2 separate regions of the Homo sapiens genome follow, and region 1 is linked to region 2. A link is an interaction called in ENCODE POLR2A ChIA-PET data of the cell type or tissue named here. Cell type or tissue: HCT116. All regions are shown on one strand. Each heading gives the region's core, and the rest is flanking DNA. Links, peaks and the distances in the headings are about the cores only. Region 1 overlaps RPE65 (retinoid isomerohydrolase RPE65). Region 2 has its middle 89 kb from the start of WLS.

Region 1 (7,217 bases), core at 837-5,836, 110 kb before region 2:
CTTCTTTGCTGCTTTCAGATCATTGTTCCCTCTATTCACCCTTAAAATTCCCTAAGTTTTCATCTCATTTTATCTAATCATATAGCCAAGTGATGTATATGTGTGTGTGTGTGTGTGTGTGTGTATATATATATATATATATATATATCCCTCATGCCCTCGACTTTGCCACTACTTAAGACTATACTCCTTCCATAATCTGTTTCATGCATGACCCACTCTGACCTTTTATCTTTCAACATCACTTGCCCTACTGCAATTTCCACCAGGAACTTCCAATCCATTGAACACAGTACTTTCTCACTCTCTCTCACTACGTTGAGGATTTACCTTCTCTCCTCACTCAATTTAAGCTTTACAGTCAATAATTACAAACACTTTCTCATGTAGACCTTCCTTTCCCTTGCCTCTTTCTTACCTTATCAAAGTCATTTGTCAAAATCACAACCCTAGTTAAATTCAGCTCTCCACCCCCTCCATGCTTATACCTCTGAGGCTGAACTAAGTGCAGACAACACACAATCATGTTAATTGGTTCCATTTTAGATGCATGACCACAAATCTTTCTGCTACATTTCCCGGCTTCACTTACTCTCTCACTTTGCTAGTTAAATATTCCACACCCTCCTCTCTTTAAACTTTTACCACCTCCCACTTCCCGCCTCCACACTCAGATGCAGCTGATGGCTATGTTTTCTTTTTCTCTGAAACAAATGAAAGAAATCAGAAAGGAACCATAGACTTGCCAGCACATCTACCCACCCACCAGCATCTGTACTCATATACTGAATTATCCATCTTCCTATCCAGAGCTGATCTCTTTCATCCTCCTTCACATTCTCAGGGAAATCACTCTCCCAATTCTCCCCATCTTTCCTAGATCACCACTCTCCTACCCTTTTCGATGGATCATTTTTGTCAGGCTCTTACAAAATCCTTCTCTTGACATTTTTGCCCCAACCAGCTACCTTCTCATTCCTCGTCTTGTTGGAGGGCCTTGGTTCCCCTATCTTCCATTTATACACTCACTCGTTGTTAAATATTCATGCCTTATTCATTTACATTTTTAGCTTTCTCTTAAACTCAAGGTTCTTACCTGCTAGCGCCAGCTCCACATCTGCATTTGGATGCCCAATAGACATCTCAAGTCTAATAAGACAAGACTTGAACTTCTCATCTTCCCCCACCAAAAATTTACTCCACCTGTAGTTCCTATCTTTGTTGTGACATCAACATTGTACAGGTCAAACACCTTGGTGTTATGCTTGATGCCTCTCTTACTTTCATGCCTCTTCCTCGTCCCATATCCTATTTAACAGGAAATCTTCTTGACTCTGTCCTCCACTTCTTCCACTTCTCACTGACTGCAATGCTACTGGCCTAGTGTGAACCATTGTTTTCTTTCAACTAGACTACTACAAGACAAACTGGTTTCCCTGATTCCACTCTTGGATCCTCCCTACTAACAAGGCTACCCTAAAAATAAATCATAGCATCTCACTCCTGTGCTGAAAACCCTCCAATGGCTTCCCATCACTCACTCACAGAGAAAGATCAAGTCCTCATAATGACCTACGAGGCTTTGTACAGCCTGGCTCGTGACCTCCCCACCTTCCTTTCTTATTCTCTCCCCTAGCTCAGTTGATAGAATCCACACTGGACTCTTTGATGCTCCTCAAACACACTCAGCATCCTCCTCCCTCAGGCCTTTGCACAATTTGTTCTCTTAGCGTGAACACTCTTCCCCAGATATCTGCATTGCTAATTCTCTCATCTTCTAAGAGTTTTGTCTCCTCTGCCACCTGTTCAAAGAGACCTACCCGAACCATCTATTCAAATTTTAACCGCTTACCCTTCACGTTTCTGATCTTTTTTCCTCTATTCTATTTTTCCCCCACATTTGTGGTATATTATAAAATTTATTAATTATATTTATTGTATATCTCCTTGAACTAGAATGTAGGCTTCATGAGGACAGGGACTTCACTCTCCAAAACATCCTGAATGCCAAGAATAGAGTCTAGAATAAAATATGTAATCAAGTATTTGATGAAATTATTAATAAGTAGATATGTTAGAAAAATCTCATGGTATTTCATAAAATAATCAGAAAAATCATGTGTGTGTGACAAGAGATCTTAGGAAACATATGGTCCAGCGTTTTTTTTTTTTCTTTTTGTCAACATAACTGTAAGGATTTTTTTTTTCAAGCAAAATCAAAACATATTCTACGTGTGAACGAAATATACATTCTTTCATCCCTCAGGCAGTCGAAGTCTTTGTTGTTCTGCAGAAAAACATTAATTATTATTATTATTGGTTTTGAGATTTTTGTTTGGTTTTTGTTTTTTTGTTTTTCAGAGGCCTTTCTTTGGAGCCCTAAATTTTCTTCAAGGATGGTCTCATTTTACTGAAGAGAAAATTGATGGCCTAAGAGGTTATGTGACTTTCCCAGTGATACATAGCCAGTGACTGACACAGGCACAGATAGCTTGCCCAGTCGCGTCCCAGGGTCCCTCATCTATAGCTTCCTGCAGTTCCTCCCTGCATGTTGACCTAAAAAAGAACTTAGGAGCCAAGACTTAAGAACTCTGCATTTCTGGCTGTTTGAATTCTTTCCTGCTCACTGAGGTTTCTGTTATCTTCTCTCCTAGGCTGACACAGGCAAGAATTTAGTCACGCTCCCCAATACAACTGCCACTGCAATTCTGTGCAGTGACGAGACTATCTGGCTGGAGCCTGAAGTTCTCTTTTCAGGGCCTCGTCAAGGTGAGATGATCTAGAGAAAACTTCACACGGGAGTGAACAAATGTTTCTTTCAAAGAGATTAAGAGTTTTCCTAAGCATGTGCTCTATTTCGTAGCATTTGAGTTTCCTCAAATCAATTACCAGAAGTATTGTGGGAAACCTTACACATATGCGTATGGACTTGGCTTGAATCACTTTGTTCCAGATAGGGTAATTAATCCTTCTTACTAATATTTGAACAGTGCTTTGAGTATATGCTAGTCAAGTAAAGCATATTGACTGATTGCTTGATTGATTTTTCTTTCTCACAAACAGCTCTGTAAGCTGAATGTCAAAACTAAAGAAACTTGGGTTTGGCAAGAGCCTGATTCATACCCATCAGAACCCATCTTTGTTTCTCACCCAGATGCCTTGGAAGAAGATGATGGTAATGAAAGCAATTGTTGTGTCTGAATACTCTTCTTACTGCAGTTCTGTATGTTAGTTCGTTAGGAAAGGAGTAAGGTTGATTATTCCGTAATACTCAAAAACGATCCTTAATACTATAAATAGAGCAGTACTGAAGAATTAAAACTATTTGAAAAGAATTTTCATCTTTTGATCAGGTCTTGTTGATTACCAGTAGAAAAAAATGTCAAAGCACCATTTGGTGTCACGATGGAGCATCAATGTCTGCTCTAGATGAGGGAGAGAAGGAAGAAAAAATGGCAACATGAATTCCAGGTTTTTGCCTTCCCTGACGAAGACATATTTCTAAAAAAATAGCAATTCTAAGAAGGGAAGCTAAGTATTATAGCAGATACAAGAGAATGAGAAGGCAGGTCTGTGAATAGTTTTCATTTGTTCTTTCGGTAAGCTAGGGCTTGAAAAAAGACCCAGAGCCACACCAGCAACTCAGATACAGCAACTCAAATTACAAATCAGCAGTGTTAGTTAACTGCTTCTCAGCTGGGACAGGGAGATAGATTACACTCTATGGGATTAAAATATGGAAAACTAAGAGAAATGAGATAAAGAATTGTGGAGCCATTTCACACTAAATGATTTTATATATCCAGTCGAAGCTGTAAAAGATTTGTTCTCATTTTGTTCGAAGGAAGTCAGCTTCCAGATCGATCTTAGAAACCATACATATGATATATCTTACTGCTTTCAAAGTCTTTTAATACACACTTTTCATGTGATCATCACAGTTTTTACAGTATGTACAGCAGGTGCTATATTTGTATGTTACAGATAAGAACAGATCCATTTATTCAGTGAGTATTTAATGAGTACCTACTACGCTGTAGTCATTGTCATAGAATATTGAGATATAGCAGTGAGCAAGACAGACAAGACTCTCCCTTCTTAGAGCTTACAGTGTAGGTAGGGTACATAAAGAGTTTAAAAGACCTCTTTAGGTGGTCTCATGCCAGGTGGTACAAGAGTCAGAAAAAGAAGTCAGGTCATATGGTTTTCTATATTTGTCAATGTAATACCTCCTATATTATTTCAATGACATTCAATCTATAGCTTGGGCTTTTAAAAACTCAATATTGCCTAATTTACTTCTGATAAACAGGTGTAGTTCTGAGTGTGGTGGTGAGCCCAGGAGCAGGACAAAAGCCTGCTTATCTCCTGATTCTGAATGCCAAGGACTTAAGTGAAGTTGCCCGGGCTGAAGTGGAGATTAACATCCCTGTCACCTTTCATGGACTGTTCAAAAAATCTTGAGCATACTCCAGCAAGATATGTTTTTGGTAGCAAAACTGAGAAAATCAGCTTCAGGTCTGCAATCAAATTCTGTTCAATTTTAGCCTGCTATATGTCATGGTTTTAACTTGCAGATGCGCACAATTTTGCAATGTTTTACAGAAAGCACTGAGTTGAGCAAGCAATTCCTTTATTTAAAAAAAAAAGTACGTATTTAGATAATCATACTTCCTCTGTGAGACAGGCCATAACTGAAAAACTCTTAAATATTTAGCAATCAAATAGGAAATGAATGTGGACTTACTAAATGGCTTTTAATTCCTATTATAAGAGCATATTTTAGGTACCTATCTGCTCCAATTATATTTTTAACATTTAAAAACCAAAGTCCTCTACACTTGATTTATATTATATGTGGCTTTGCTGAGTCAAGGAAGTATCATGCAATAAGGCTTAATTACTAAATGTCAAACCAAACTTTTTCTCAAACCAGGGACTATCATCTAAGATTAATTACAGTAATTATTTTGCGTATACGTAACTGCTCAAAGATTATGAATCTTATGAATGTTAACCTTTCCGTTTATTACAAGCAAGTACTATTATTTCTGATTTTATAATAAGAAAATCTGTGTTTAATCAACTGAGGCCTCTCAACCAAATAACATCTCAGAGATTAAGTTATATATTAAAAGCTTATGTAACATAAAAGCAAGTACATATAGTAGTGACTATATTTAAAAAAACAGCATAAAATGCTTAAAAATGTAATATTTACTAAAATCAGATTATGGGATAATGTTGCAGGATTATACTTTATTGCATCTTTTTTGTTTAATTGTATTTAAGCATTGTGCAATCACTTGGGAAAAATATTAAATTATTAACATTGAGGTATTAATACATTTTAAGCCTTTTGTTTTTAAATTTCTTTTCTTCCAGAGATTGTTTAAAAATAAATATTGACAAAAATAATGTTTTATATCTTAATTCTAGTATCTGTTTTATGCTTGAAAGCATTACAGATCATGATACCTAAGATGATCAGCATGGTGTTTGACTAGGTAAAAATAGGTTGAAGGAACAGACTGACCAGGGTACCTGATGTATCCATTTGATCTTTATTTAGATAAGATGGAAACTCATTTTTTAAATTACAAATACTCAGTAAAGCATACTTTTCAAAGAATAACTAAAAATACAAAAAAGTAGAAATTGTAAAGTAAAATCATACAGAGCTCATCTAAGTTCAACTGCTCTTAAGATTTGGGTACTGGTCTTTTTCTTCTTTTCTATTCCTGTAGATTTTTTTTATGTAATCATTATTTTTCCATCAGTAATTACTAGATAGAACTAAAAATCTCAAAACAGAAAGAGAATGCCAGGGAACTGCATGGAATATGTCACTGTAGATAAATATCAATCCATTGGTTCCTGTCTCTAGACATGATATATGAACAGAATTCCACAAAGAAAACTATTTTTCTATTTTTTAAAAAATGTAGAAAATTAATTACTGAAAAATTACTAAGTTTTAGACTTAATGTCTTCAAATTAAAAAAAAAAATTCCTACAATTCCACTTCCTACCCTTGCCAATCAATGATTCCCTGGCTTCTTCCCATTCATTTTTTATGAAGCAAGTCTCACAATTCAAGGTGACCATATCTCCTCCTGCTGTACGATCCCCTTTAGAGATCACCAATGTGTGAAGAAAGGAAAGAGGCAAATCTACGATAACATTTGGCTAATACCATTTCACCATCATTGGCATTCTCAATTACAATTATCACTACAATTAGAGCAAGGAGACTTAGGAGCTACTTTTCAAGTGCAAGATAGAATATAAGCTTTAAAAACTTAAATTAGAATAAGAGATATTTAAGTTATGTGGGAGAGATTAACTCGTAAATTCGGACTTTCTAGGAAACACCTACTCCTCTGAGCGATCTAGAGAATTATGTCCCATCTATACAAAAGAAAATCTGTTTTCAGAAAAATAACTCAATTGAATTAATATAAATTAACCTGTTAATAAGTAGTTATTTTTAAATAACAAGCTGTTTGAAGCCTATTTTTTCTTCCATTTTTGGTGCCTTATATTTGCCACAGCCAAGACGAAAAGATAATAAAATCTTTGACATAATATCATCAAGGGGTAATCAGTAACTGATAACTGCCTCATGGCAGATAATCTAGACAGTCCCTGTCCTATATTCTAAAGCAGAAAAGACCAACAGACATCAAAGGGAGTCTGTCTTCCAAGGATTCTATGGCAGTATTACTCCATCATCCCACAGTCTGGCTGAGGAGCTAAATGCAGTATTTTCTTCTGTTCAGCCTAATAGGAAGAGTATCAATGATTAGAGATTATAAACATATCCCCTAAGGAATACCAAATCTGGTACAATGCAATCTCAATGAGAAAACAATCTCTGAAAGACAAGAGAAAAAAAAAACCTTATTTATCGAGTGCCTACTATTTACTAAGCATTTTTATTCCTCATACTACACCCATCATGGTACTATTTTCACCATTTTAAAGATGAGGAAAGGGAGGCCAAGTTACGTTCCTAATGAGCAATAAAACCTACAGTTTTGTAGAATTCTGTGAATTTCATATTAGGAACAGATAATAATTGTTAATATATATGCACCTAATAGATCCCTAAAATACATGAAGCAAAAACCGAGAGAATGCAAGGGAGAAAGAGATAATTCAACAATCATAGTTGGAGACCACTTAATGCCTCATTTTCAATATTGGACAGAAGA
Region 2 (7,217 bases), core at 1,529-6,528:
AACCCATTCATTCTCCATGATGTGATTATTATGCATTGCATGCCTGTATCAAAACATCACATGTACGTCATAAGTATATACAGCTACTATGTACTTACAAAATCAAAAATTAAAATAAATACATAAATTCTAAAAATTACAAAAGAGTGTCTAGGTTAAAATGCTATTTTTCAGCTTACTAGTTATATGACTTGATTACTTACTGTAGCAGACTGAAAATACTTCTAAATTTGTTGATTTTCTTCATATTTAGAGGTAGAATCTAATTCCCTTTCCCCTGAATGTTGGCTAGTCTTAATGACTGGCCTGTGGCAGAAGTCACCTCCTGTGGGTTCCTAGGCTATTTGATAAGAAGCCTTATAGCTTCCACTCAGACCTCTTGGACAACTTGCCCTGGGGCACCATGTTGGAAGTCCAACTACCCCGAGGCCACTATGCTAGGAAAAAACTCAAGCTAGCCCTGTGAAGTCACCATGCAGACAGAGATGCCTGGCCAGCCCCTCACTATTCAAATCATCCCAGCTGTAGTCCTAGACCCCATGGAGCAGAGTAGCACTGCCCGTCAAATTCCTGCTCCCCCAGAAACATGAGATAATGGCAATAAATTGTTGTTTTAGGTCACGAAGTATTGCAGTAGTTTGTTAAGTGGCAATAGATGATGAAATACTCCACTGTGTCTCTGTGTTCTTGTTTGAAAGTGGGGATACAACAATTTTCTACCTCTTTGCATCACTGTAAGAGTTAAATGGGTTAGAACTTGTAAAGCACTTAATGCCTGGCCCAAAGTAAGTGCTTGTACATATTAGATGTTATTATTTTAAAGATGTTATTTTTTATTTCTATAGATCAAAACAATTTTGTTTTGGTGAAATTAGTGATGGCTCAGAGCTAAGGTACATGATGATCTTGATTAATAGGTCACATTGTGAATTGGATGCCTTTGGTTGACTTTTTAGTTAGCAGGACTTGATTCAGACCCTGTGTAAGTAAGGTGATCTCTTGCTGAAAATCCACGTGTCAAGGGCGAAGGAGCAACCCCTGCCCCAAATATCAACTTAATCATCTTCCTAAGGCATCTGAGCTTTGCCCTGGGCAGAGGAGAGAGGCTTCCTAGTACGCTTCCAAATGCCTCCATTTATACTGCTGTTTTTTTGCCTTTTCCATACTGGCATAATTTGACACTAACGGGAAAAAGCTCTTGAGGATGAAAACTGTTGGTCGTTTCTCCCTGTGAGCTTGGAATCCAGCTTCAGAGGAGGAGAAACACAAACATGACACTAATGGACTTCCCTTGTTCTCAGTTCTTCTCATTTCAAGACAGCAGTGCCCTTGGCCTCCGGCTCCTGGCTTCAGATCCATTAGTGCCGGGCAAATGAGCCATGTGGTTTCTCTCATCTCCTGCCCATAAACCACCACACATACCTCTCTCCTGACCCTTCCCTCTAGTTAACATTGTTTAACACACTCAAGGACACAGTTGCGGTTCTTTTATTCCTAGAAAAGCAAGACGTGCTAATGCTTCCTGTGCTGGCCACCTCGGTGGCGACTCAAAGCCACAGCCTGGGCCGTTTGATGCTTTCTATTTCGGAATGGTATTGATAGCCTGTTACTGAGTGCCTCGGTGATGAAAAGCGCCCCTGGGAACCCGCTGACACGCCTGCGTTCCTCCACTGACTCAACCTGGCACAGCAGTCACTTCACTCTCCCTGGACTTCCAGATGTTGCAAGGCCTTCTCCAGGGCAACATCAGGGCTCTGTGCCCCTGGGAGGAGGAACTGAGGGGCAGAAAAGGGATGGAGAACTCAGACACACACACAAGTATCCTAACTCACGAGGGCATTTGTGTGCTGGGCTGGATATTTAACCAGCACCTGAAGTAATGAAAAGTGTTTTGGTTTCAAAACACCAGACCTGGGTTTTAGGCCTCATTCTGCCTTATACTAGCTGTTTGAGTTTTGGTAAGCTATCTAGATCTCAGCCTGCTTATTTGTGTAATTAGCACAGAGGGCTATCCTGACAGTTGGACTAGATGGAGTTTTGCCTTTATGCAGCGGAGATCTGGAAGGGCATACAGATATCAACCATTACCAGGAAGAGCCCAGTTTTCTTGTAGCTGGGTCACAGACACATTTGGAATCCAGAGGATGCTAAAAACAGTTCAGCTGCTGTTCTCAACAGGCTGCCTTTGAGTCCACACAGAATTTACCTTCTCTGTTTCCTCCATACTTTCTTTTTCTTTTCTGTCTTCTCCCCTGGGTCCTAGTTAAGGATAGAGTCTGACCGTCCCTTTCCTCTGAGCCTGGGACAAGTTCGACTCCAGGAGCCTTCTTAGTGGAGCTCCTGAAATGAAACAAGACTCTCTTGTTGATCCTAACTGCTTCTCTTAGCAAAGCTTTGAGGTGAGATCTGAGAATGGGAAACGAGTGAGAATGGGACCACATTAAAGGGACAGAGAAGTGTACCTTGGCAAAGATTAGCACATAGTAAGTATTCAGTAATGCCCTTGCCTTTCTTTAATTTTTTTTTCACCTAGTTTTCACTTTTATTCTGTCCAGGGTAGTTCCTTGTGCTCTCAGTTCAATTTGGATGTTTTCTTATCTGGACATATCTTAACATCTGCAGATGATTTTCCAAACTTGAGGGCTTGTAAACAATTCTGAGTCAGTTGTGGTGGATCATGCCTGTAATCTCTACGAAAATATGTTGGCTTTTTTTTGTTGTTGTTGTTTGTTTTTTGTTTTGAGACAGAGTTTCGCTCTTATTGCCCAGGCTGGAGTGCAATGGCGCGATCTTGGCTCACTGCAACCTCCACCTCCCAGGTTCAAGTGGTTCTCCTGCCTCAGCCTCCAGCCTCAGCATGTGCCACCATGCCTGGCTGATTTTGTATTTTTAGCAGAGATGAGGTTTCTCCATGTTGGTCAGGCTGGTCTCAAACTCCCGACCTCAGGTGATCCGCCCACCTCGGCCTCCCAAAGTGCTGGGATTGCAGGCATGAGCCACCATGCCCAGCAAAAATATTTCTTAAAAATTAGCTGGGTGTGGTAGTGCGTGCCTGTGGTCCCAGCTACTCAGGAGGCTGAGGTGAGAGGATCCTCTGAGCCAGGGGAGGTAGAGGCTTCAGTCAGCCATGATTGCACCACTGCATTCCAGCCCAGGTGACAAAGACCCTGTCTAAAAAAAAAAAAAAAAAAATTTCTGAGTTTTTCATAATTCTTTTGTTTCTTAAAGCAAATTGGTCCAATGACTAGATTCCTCCATCACAGTTAATTAATTTTTTTCTGGTCCTTATTTCTAATATCTGGGGTGGATTTCCACTGATATAAAGAAAGCTGAAGACAGATCCCAAAATTCACTATGCCCCTGAAATTCTATTTTGTATCTAGAAAAATCTAAAATCCTTCAGTGCTCTAGAGTTTCAGTTTAAGAAAGCTCTCAGCCAGTGACTATACAGGGACAAATATAGAACAATGACAGCAATTACCAGGACACTGCCCCACTGACAACATAAAAAAGTAATGTCATAAACCTATGGACACAAACCAGTTTTATGTCAAGGAGCCCCGACTCCAGGGTTCTTCTGTAAAGCAGGAGAGGGCCATTAAGCCCTGGGCTTAGCCAGACATCCTCATCCATGGGCCAGGGTGAGCCGCCAGAGGGCAGAGCCGTGGCAGCAGCAAGACAGCTAGCCAGCACACTCCGCAGCTCCTGCAAATATTTAACTAAATCTTCATTCTAACTCTCCAACCGACTAAATGTGTGACCTTGGGCAAGTTGCTTAAGCTCCCATGTCTCAGTTTTCCTCACGTGTAAAATTAATAAAATCTAGGCCAGGAAGTGTTATGGAAGTTAAATGAATTTATACATATAAAACTCTCAGAATGATGCCAAGCAAATAACAAATAACATATAAGTGTTTTCTGGTATTACTGTTGTTCTCATCAACTATTTTGATTACATTTTTAAAAAATAGTCTTTCTTCTAAGCTAACACAATTTAAAATTGGAGGTTCGCACAAGTCAGTCTCTTCCTTGTCTTTCCTAACTTATTCATAGATTTTATTATTATTATTATTATTTTAGAGATAGGGTCTCATTATATTGCCCAGGCTAGCTTTGAACTCCTGGGCTCAAGTGATCCTCCAGCTCAGCCTCCTGAGTAGCTAGGACTACAGGTATGCCCCAACAAACCCGGCTTTTGATTCATAGATTTTTTTTTTTAAAGTCGATTCCAATTTCCCATTCCCCATGTGTTGTATAGGGTGTCAGCTGGGAGCGTGCAAGTCTGAGGGCTTCAGGCTTTGCCACTGTGTGACCTGGGGCAAGGCACCTGGCCATCTGCTCCTCCCTTTTCTCCCATATGAAGTGGAAGGCTCATGCTAGGTTACCTGTGGAATCAATTCAGCCCTCAGGCCAGGAGAACAGCAGGGCTCCTTCAGTGCTGCATCCCTGTATTTCTCTTTCACTCCAGATTCCAAGCAAGGCTGAAGGCAGCCTATTTTCAAACTGCTCAACTCTCTCAAGAGAGGAAGAAAACCTGCCTTCAAACATAGCTCGCTGACTTTCCCCAAGATAAGCAACCCCCTTCCCAAGACTCTCTGATTATCAAACATGTCAGCAGTATTCTAAGAATCCTGTATAAAATAAGCAAACCAGTCCTCCGGGAAGACCTGAGGGACTGCTTTGAACAAGGGAAATGAACCTTAATGCATAAATGGATACATCCTCATTAAGCTGCAGATGCCAGGAATCACTGGGATGCTGACCCCTGTGCGGGAGGTACTGCACCTCTGCAGGTGGCAGGGTCACCAAGGAGCATAATTCTCTACCCCCTGCAGAATACTTGCCTGGAATATCTTTATATTCTCCGGGTGATGCCTGTAGAATTTTTTCTTTCTTTCCTTTAATCTCTCCTTCCAAAGTAGTCTCGAGCCCCTGCTATGCGCCAGAGACTGTGCTTACTGACAGTTACATAAGGAAGATTAAGACATGCTTCTTGCTTTCAAAAAATTCACACATCAGTAGGAAAAACTAAAATGTAAAGAATTCTATAACACAATGCCAGGCTAAATCTGGTTCCCCTGTTAACACTCTAATAGCACTTAGTACTTTCCTTTTCTATCACTTATCACAAGTTGGTAAATGCACTTGTATATTCCATTAATTAATATCTTACTTCTGCCAACCCCCCTCTCACATTGTAGACTGTGACTCCTTGAGCTAATATATACTTAGTAATTATTATATACCAGACACTGTCTTAAGTGCCTTATATATATTATCTTTCAATCTTCACAACTACTTTAAGAAGAATATACTAATATTCTTATTTTACAAATGAGGAAACCAAGACAGTAACGTGCCTGAGGTCACACAGCTGGTAAGAGTCAGAACCAGGTCTTAAACAAAAGCGGTCTGGCTTCAAATCTCTGTTCTCAGCTCTCTATTAAAGGGAAGATATCAAGACTCTTTTAAAGGTGATGGATAAGTAGGTGATACAGCCTAGAAAGATTTCCTTCTAAAATTGTTAAATTTCAATAATGTAGGTAAGCTTCCTTTGTCTGGAAAATCCATTCATATGGAACTCCTTAATTCCTACTATCAAACCCAATTTAGGCTTTGTGTATACAAAATATAAAGAAGAACAGGAGATAAATGGTGGCACTTAGATCAGAAAAAAAGAATATTTATTGCAAAACAAGTCTATGTGTATTGAAAAATACTGTTATCCTAAAAGCAAAAGGCTATATATTGTCATTTCTCTGACTTGATCTAAATTTAAGATTATGAAAGCCAAAGAAAATTGATCAACTATTTCCTAAAGAAAGAGACCCACCTCCACTGCTGTAATAATCCAATTCATTAACCCATGGACAGCAGGCACTTCTCTGGTAGACGCTTGTTATCATCTCATCAACTAAAAATGCAAATGTCTGTTAAAAATAAATGAGATTGGCAGCTGGGCATGGTGGCTCACACCTGTAATCCCAGCATTTTGGGAGGCCGAGGCGGGTGGATCACCTGAGGTCGGGAGTTCGAGACCAGCTTGACCAACATGGTGAAACCCCGTCTCTACTAAAAATACAAAATTAGCTGGGTGTGTGTGGTGGTGCATGCCTGTAATCCCAGCTACTAGGCAGGCTGAGGCAGGAGAATCACTTGAACCCAGGAGGCAGCGGTGGCAGTGAGCCGAGATCACGTCATTGCACTCCAGCCTGGGCAACAAGAGTGAAACTCTGTCTCAAAAAAAAAAAAAGAGATTGGCTGGGCATGGTGGCTCACACCTGTAATCCCAGCACTTTGGGAGGCCGAGGCAGGTGGATCACTTGAGATCAGGAGTTTGAGACCAGCCTGGCCAACATGGTGAAACCCTGTCTCTACTAAATATACAAAAATTAGTTGGGTATGGTGGCAGGCACCTATAATCCCAGCTACTCAGGAGGCTGAAGCAGGAGAATCGCTTGAACCCAGGAGGTGGAGGTTTCAGTGAGCCAAGATAGTGCCACTGCACTCCAGCCTGGGTGACAGAGCGAGACTCTGCCTCCAAAAATAATAATAATAATTTTTAAAAATGAGGTTCCTTAATGCATCCGTGTAATTTAAAGACATATTAGATTTCTAAACTGTTTAATTGTTCTGTGCCTTTTAAAAGTATAACATGAAGACTTTTTGTCTTGATGTGTTAAATTCTTGTTTGTAGTTTAAAGCCTGACATGACACCAGTTAGGTTTAAACCCTGGCTCTCTTACTAATTATCTACGTAGATGTGGGCTGTTGGTCCAGTTTAGTTAACTGCAAAATTAGAAGACTGAATTAAATGATTTGTAAGATTCTTTTGTCCTCCCCTAACATATTGAAATTTGAAAACTTTGTTTATATCTTTGTATGATGCTTTATTTCCATTCAATAATGTTAGAAAATATTCATGTTTGACTCCAGTTTAAATTCTTTCCATGAGCATTTACTGTAATAAAAACAATTAAATTCACTTAGAAAATAAATTGGAGTTAGGCTCAGTGTTCAACAAAGGAGTCTGGTTCGCAAAGCATCAACACACAGGACAAGGACATCTGTTGTAGAGATTATTGGTGTTTACAAATACCAGTGTTCTGCTTTTCTTCTGGGCACATGGCTGGAGCACATCTTGCAATTAGTTGAGACCATGTGTCTGAATTTCAGCCAATGGAATATGAACCTACATGGCATGTGCCACATCTATGC

What was found. Peaks named below come from ENCODE experiments on the same cell type or tissue, not always from the same donor. Only the 100,000 strongest peaks of a DNase experiment are listed, where the experiment ranks them.
Region 1: POLR2A ChIA-PET joins it to region 2 with 5 read pairs; 2 of 35 experiments call an interaction of 5 or more read pairs at or near these places.

What each region holds. Positions count from the first base shown.
Region 1 is chr1:68,427,023-68,434,239 of GRCh38, reverse strand. It overlaps RPE65 (retinoid isomerohydrolase RPE65), which reads left to right. Exons shown (of 14, transcript NM_000329.3): 11 at 2,655-2,769; 12 at 2,864-2,958; 13 at 3,064-3,175; 14 at 4,313-5,418. The coding sequence ends at 4,464. The region is part of intron 1 of LOC124904198 (a long non-coding RNA gene); the gene reads right to left. Among named protein-coding and RNA genes, the nearest start is that of RPE65, 19 kb to the left of the region's middle. In HCT116, for the core only: no CTCF peak of the experiment used is centred there; no DNase peak of the experiment used is centred there.
Region 2 is chr1:68,317,717-68,324,933 of GRCh38, reverse strand. No RefSeq gene overlaps it. Among named protein-coding and RNA genes, the nearest start is that of WLS, 89 kb to the right of the region's middle. In HCT116, for the core only: a CTCF peak has its summit at 3,646 (motif pointing right); a DNase peak (open chromatin) is centred at 3,617; H3K4me3 peaks cover 983 bases; H3K27ac peaks cover 1,586 bases.